Linked DNA regions of Homo sapiens: region 1 is linked to region 2. A link is a loop called in an ENCODE intact Hi-C map of the cell type or tissue named here. Cell type or tissue: Calu3. All regions are shown on one strand. Each heading gives the region's core, and the rest is flanking DNA. Links, peaks and the distances in the headings are about the cores only. Region 1 overlaps PLD5 (phospholipase D family member 5). Region 2 has its middle 83 kb from the start of LINC01347.

Region 1 (2,929 bases), core at 334-2,833, 550 kb before region 2:
TTACCCAGTCTCAGATGCTCTTCCTCTGGAAAACCACTTGGCTAATTCCTTTACCTCCTTCAAGGCTTTGCTCAGATCACATCTTGTCAAAGAGTCTTATCCTGGCCACTTCATTTTATGCTGAATACTGCCCACCTCCCACATACAATTCTGATTCCCCCATCCTACTCTAATTTTACTTTTTTCTCTGTAGCACTTTTCTAATATAACATATAATTGCAAAATAGTATTATGTGTCTTCCCTTGTTAGGCTGTAAGCTTCATGAAGGGAAGTATTTTTGTTTGTTTTGTTGCCTGATGTATCCTAGGTGTGTAGCGCTGGCATACAGGAGATATTCAGTAATATTTACTGAATAGAACTGTAGAAAAACGGACCATCAAGATACTCAACAGATTAATAATAGTGACTGCTAGTGAGAAATTAGTACGGGCATGCAATTAGGGACAGGTTCAAAAGAGACTTTATCTAATGGGTAAAGAAAATGTGGTATATATACACAAAGGAATGCTATTCAGCCTTAAAAAAGAAGGAAATTCTTGTCATTTGCAACAACATGGATGAACCTGTACGACATTAAGCTAAGTGAAAGAAGCCAGGCACAAAAAGACAAACGCTGCATGCTCTTACTTATAAAAAGTGGAGCTCGGCTGGGCGCGGCGGCTCACACCTGTAATCCCAGCACTTTGATAGGCCAAGGCGGGCAGATGACTTGAGTTAAGGAGTTCGAGACCAGCCTGGCCAACATGGTGAAACCCTGTCTCTATTAAAATCACAAAAATTAGCCCGACACAATGGCATGCACCTGCACTTCCAGTTACTGGGGAGGCTGAGGCAGGAGAATCGCTTGAACCCAGGAGGCGGAAGTTGCAGTGAGCTGAGATTGCGCCACTGCACTCCAGCCTGCGGTACAGAGTGAGACTCCATCTCAAAAAAAAAAAAAAGTGGAACTTATAGAAATAGAATAGAGCGCTGGTTACCAGGGCTGAGTGGGGAGGGTTGGGAAATAGGAAGATGTAGTTCAAAGGCTAACAAGTTTCAGTTAGGAGGAATAAGTTTTCAAGATCTATTGCACAGCATAGTGACTATAGTTAACAATAATATATTTCAAAATTGTGAGAATAATCTATTTTAAATGTCCTCACCATAAAAAAGGTAAGTCTGTGAAGTGACGGATATGTTAAGTAGCTTAATTTAATCATCCCACAATGTAAATACGTATGTCAAAACATCACATTGTAACAATTCTCACTTGTTAATTATAATAAAATTTAATAAATAAATTATTTTTACTAAAAGAAACTTTGTCTTTCTCTGCAATGTTTTGTTTCTTTTTAGTTAAAAATGGTAATGTATATTCAGTGTTACCAAATGTTAACACTTGTCAATTCTGGATATCTTGAAGGTAGTGGTTATAGTAGTCTGTGCACTTTTGTACTGCTTAAATTTCTCAACATTTTAAGTACAAGCAAGAAAAGAAAGGCTTTGTGGTTTTTATAGCAAAGAGTCCCTTTGCTCCTCCAAAAAGAATAAAAGTAGTCTTCTTAGAATTCCTGTAGCAATCTCGTTTCTTGACCAAATATAGCAATTTGGCAATTACCTCATCCCCTCCCTTATCACTAGAAAATGGAGCTAGCAGAGTTATGAATACAGAAATATGATCTTCTTCATTAACTTGACCTCTCAACACTGTGCAATGATGGGAAAATCCAAGTTAAACAGAACCGGCGTTCCTAAGACACAATCATTGAAGTTACCATGAGGGCCCACCAGGTGGTGTGTGTGCATGGGAGTCCTTACTACTGAACGATGGTTCCCAAGCATCCCTGAGAAGCACCATCCCAAAATGGCCTTTGTTAGAGAGTTTATAAGCTGTTTCAGTCTATCTGTGACTTAGGTACTCATGAGTGAGTTCAGAGCTCTGAAGAAAGCCCCTTCCACTGTGCCCCCAGTAGAACCGCCCCCCAAAGCAATATCTCTATGTCACAGAGCCCTACAATCTCTTGGCAGAATTAAAATTGTATTTATTTTGGAAAATAAAACTGTGTGTACACTCATTTCCTTCTCAAACATTTCACAGCAAAACAAAAGTTGGAGTGCCAAGAGTTATAAAATTAGAGAGGAAATGAAAATCTGTTATTTTCATAACAAGGTCTTTTAACATAGCCAAAGTATTTTGAGTTCCAAAACAACTCACATCCCCAAATGGTAGTTTTCATAGTGATTTATTGACTTTAAGCATTTGTGATGGGCTGTAACCTAATTTTGAACAGAGCCATTTTTAAGTTATGCTGGAAGCTGCTGGATAATCTTTCCAATATGATGGTTAGATCAACACCTAATATACAGACAAACTGTATGTAATAGCCTCATAATATGCCAGCCAGATACGTAAATTATCCTTATTTTTTTCATTGCAAAGTGAGATAAGCTTGTAGTAAATAAATTCAAGTAATTTGGGGGCAAAGTAAAATAGAATAGCCTTTCTTTACTTTTCACTGACATTTCACTCCTCAAATTAATTAAATAACTTACTTCTTAAATTACTGTGGACAGTGTTGTGCCTATATCTGCAGACCTTTACAAACATGATTTTAATTTTTATTATACTAATTGAGATTTTACCATACACATTGTTCTGAAACATTCTACTCTTTACTTAACAGTTTTTATGATGGACTATTCTGGGTCAATATCAGCATATGTAAATACATACACACACACACATACACACACACGCACACACACACACATACACACACATATATATATACTTTTTCCCATCAATTTCTTTGATGACAATGGTATTTCACAAAATAATAATAGCAATAACAACCACAGCAAACACTTCCATAATTCTTACTATGCATCATGCTCCACGTGGTTTACACATTTTAACTCAACCATGACTCACAACAACCCTATAAGATA
Region 2 (2,929 bases), core at 334-2,833:
TTAATGTGCCTTTCTAGTAACAGGTTTTTAGAAAGTCAAATATAAACAAATCTGTCTATTTGTGTGTGTGCATGTGGTAGTGGGGAGGGAAGAAAAAATGAGGGGGAGAGAAAGAGAAATAAGAACCAAGTTTATTATACTGTATACAGGGGGAAAAAATTTTCCCAAGGTCCTAACAGAAGAGCAAAGTGCCACTGTCATAGCCTCAGTAGTGTTAGGGTTGCTTTTATGTATTTATTTATTTACTTATTTATTTATTTTTCCTTTTTTTTTCCTTTTTCTTTTTTTCTTCTTTTTTTTCTTTTTTTTTTTTTTTTTGGACAGAGTCTCACACTGTCGCCTGGGCTGGAGTGCATTGGTGCAATCTCGACTCACTGCAACCTCTGCCTCCCAGGTTCAAGTGATTCTCCTGCCTCAGCTGCCCAAGTAGCTGGGATTACAGGTGTCTGCCACCATGCCTAGCTAATTTTTTTGTATTTTTAGTAGAGATGAGGTTTCACTATGTTGGCCAGGCTGGTCTCGAACTCCTGACCTCGTGATCCACCCACCTTGGCCTCCCAAAGTGCTGGGATTACAGGCGTGAGCCACCGCCCCTGTCCAGGATTGCTTTTATAGCCAGTCTTCAGGTGCCCACTGTAGGAACAATGTCATTTAACCCTCGGGATTATTCTGTGCCAAATCTGGATAATGACTAATATTCAACACAGATATTCTCAGCTCAGAAGAGCAATTAGCAAATTCAGAAATTCTAAGTGCTTGCTTCCTTTTTAGTCAAATACAAATGTTTGTTAAAAGATATTATTTTGCTTTACACTTTTTCTCTCAGAAATAAACAGATGCTTGAATTCCCACAGTGCTGCTTGAGCCTCACACCATGTCATCCTGCCAGGCACCCAGATCCAGTTCTAGAGTTTCACATGATCATGAGTGTTGGTTAATAAGTCAATGTGAACTGGGAGGGGAGATTTTTCAGGAGTGCCACAGGGCTCTCCCTTTAATCACATACACTCCCTGCTTTCATTGGAAAGTGTACGATGATGTCAGAGTGCCCCAGAATGGAGCTAGTTGGAAGACTGCCGTCATAGGGATGCCTTAGTGAATTAATAAGGTTTTAATTTCTGGCTCTCAACTTTGTAGATGTAAAAGTTGATTTATCAATATGTGAGAAAGGATGAATCTTTCTGAAGGTTATGTCATCACACTCACTAAGCACACAGAGAATAATGTCTAGAATCTGAGTGCCATGTTATCAAATTATACTGAGACTCTTGCAGTCACATGGGCTGATATGTAAGCATCGTCATGCCTAGTACAGACTCTCCCTGCAGATGAAATTATATGGGATGCTAAATTATAATCAGAACAATGTTTGGCGAGCCAAAACTACAACAAGGGAAGCTAATTGGATGAATTTATAAAAATATGCCTCAGCCAAAATAGCTTAATTCAGTCTCCCTTATCATAAGGATAATCTTGCCTAAAGGGACAGTAATATTAAAGACACTAGGAATAACCTCTGTACTTTGGACAGTAGACCTGCATAGCCCATTAGGCCTCAATGAAGTCTTATGCAAGACCAGAAGCCAATTTGCCATTTTAAGGTGATTCTCCATGTTTCTGCTCTAACTGTGCTTCACAATACTCAAGACACTGAATCAGGATGTTTCCTGGAGTGCAGGGAGCTGTCCGTGGTACTGAGCAGTTCTCAGCAACCCAAAGATCCTACTGACTCCTCATCAGACTTCTTTCTCACTGGAATTTTACACCTGGGCTGTTAACACCAGGCCAGGTCAAATTCAAAGGAGAGAAAAAAGCTCATTATGAAGGGTAAAATCCAAAACACTGTGCATAAAGATATGTGTGCACAATTTTTATACATAAAGATTTCATAAAGCCAAAGCATCAGGAAATGAAAAGAAATACAGAAAGAAAAATGATGGTAAATGAGACATTAATTTACCCTTCTAATCTCTATCACAGCAAAAAGATAATTTAAAAATCTATATGAGAACCACAAAATACACAAAAATTATGTAGCAAAGCCTATAGCCTGAAAAAGTAAACATTGAAATTTGTATGTCCATAAAATGTTTACAAAATTGAGTACATATTACACACCCCACCGCAAAAACATCTAAGCAAAGTAGAGACTGTAGAAATGCTACAGATTATATTCTCTGATTATGACACAACAAAACTAGAAATTACGGCATGGAAATTTAAAAGCTTTCTCTTAAATAATTCTATGTCAAAAAGAAATCCAGGCTGGGTACAGTGGCTCATGCCTGTAATTCCAGTACTTTGGGAGGCCAAGGTGGGCAGGTCACTTGAGGTCAGGAGTTCAAGACCAGCCTCGTCAACATGGCGACACCCTGTCTCTACTAAAAATACAAAAATTAGCAGGGCCTGGTGGCGCATGCCTGTAATCCCAGCTACTTAGGAGGCTGAGGCAGGAGAAATTCTTTGAACCCAGAAGGTGGAGGTTGCAGTGAGCTGAGATTGCACCACTGCACTCCAGCCTAGGTGACACAGCAAGACTCTGTCAAAAAAAAAAAAAAAAAGAAATCCAAATAAAATTTCCAGAATATGTGGAAAATGGTGATAATAAAAATATTACACATGTGTAATCCCAGCATTTTGAGATGCCAAGGTGGCAGCATCACTTGAGGCCAGGAGTTCACAACCAGCCTGGACAACATAGGGAGACTCCATCTCCACACACACCAAAAAAAAATTTTAAATAGCCAGGTATAGTGGTACTTCTTGTAATCCCATCTACTTGGGAGGCTAAGGTGGGAGAATCACCCAACCTCAGGAGTTCAGGGCTTCAGCAAGCCATGATCATATCACTGCACTCCAGCCTCAGCAACAGAGCAAGATCTTATCTCAAAAAAAAAAAAAAAAATCACATGTGGGAAATAGCTATAGC

What was found. Hi-C counts contacts between places; a loop is a spot of excess contacts. Peaks named below come from ENCODE experiments on the same cell type or tissue, not always from the same donor. Only the 100,000 strongest peaks of a DNase experiment are listed, where the experiment ranks them.
Region 1: a loop joins it to region 2, with 13 times the contacts of the local background. A loop is called at or near these places in 6 of 110 quality-filtered maps.

The regions. Positions count from the first base shown.
Region 1 is chr1:242,465,965-242,468,893 of GRCh38, forward strand. The region is part of intron 1 of PLD5 (phospholipase D family member 5); the gene reads right to left. Among named protein-coding and RNA genes, the nearest start is that of PLD5, 57 kb to the right of the region's middle. In Calu3, for the core only: a CTCF peak has its summit at 1,794; a DNase peak (open chromatin) is centred at 1,777.
Region 2 is chr1:243,017,541-243,020,469 of GRCh38, forward strand. No RefSeq gene overlaps it. Among named protein-coding and RNA genes, the nearest start is that of LINC01347, 83 kb to the right of the region's middle. RefSeq lists a silencer at 1,563-1,763. In Calu3, for the core only: no CTCF peak of the experiment used is centred there; a DNase peak (open chromatin) is centred at 1,691.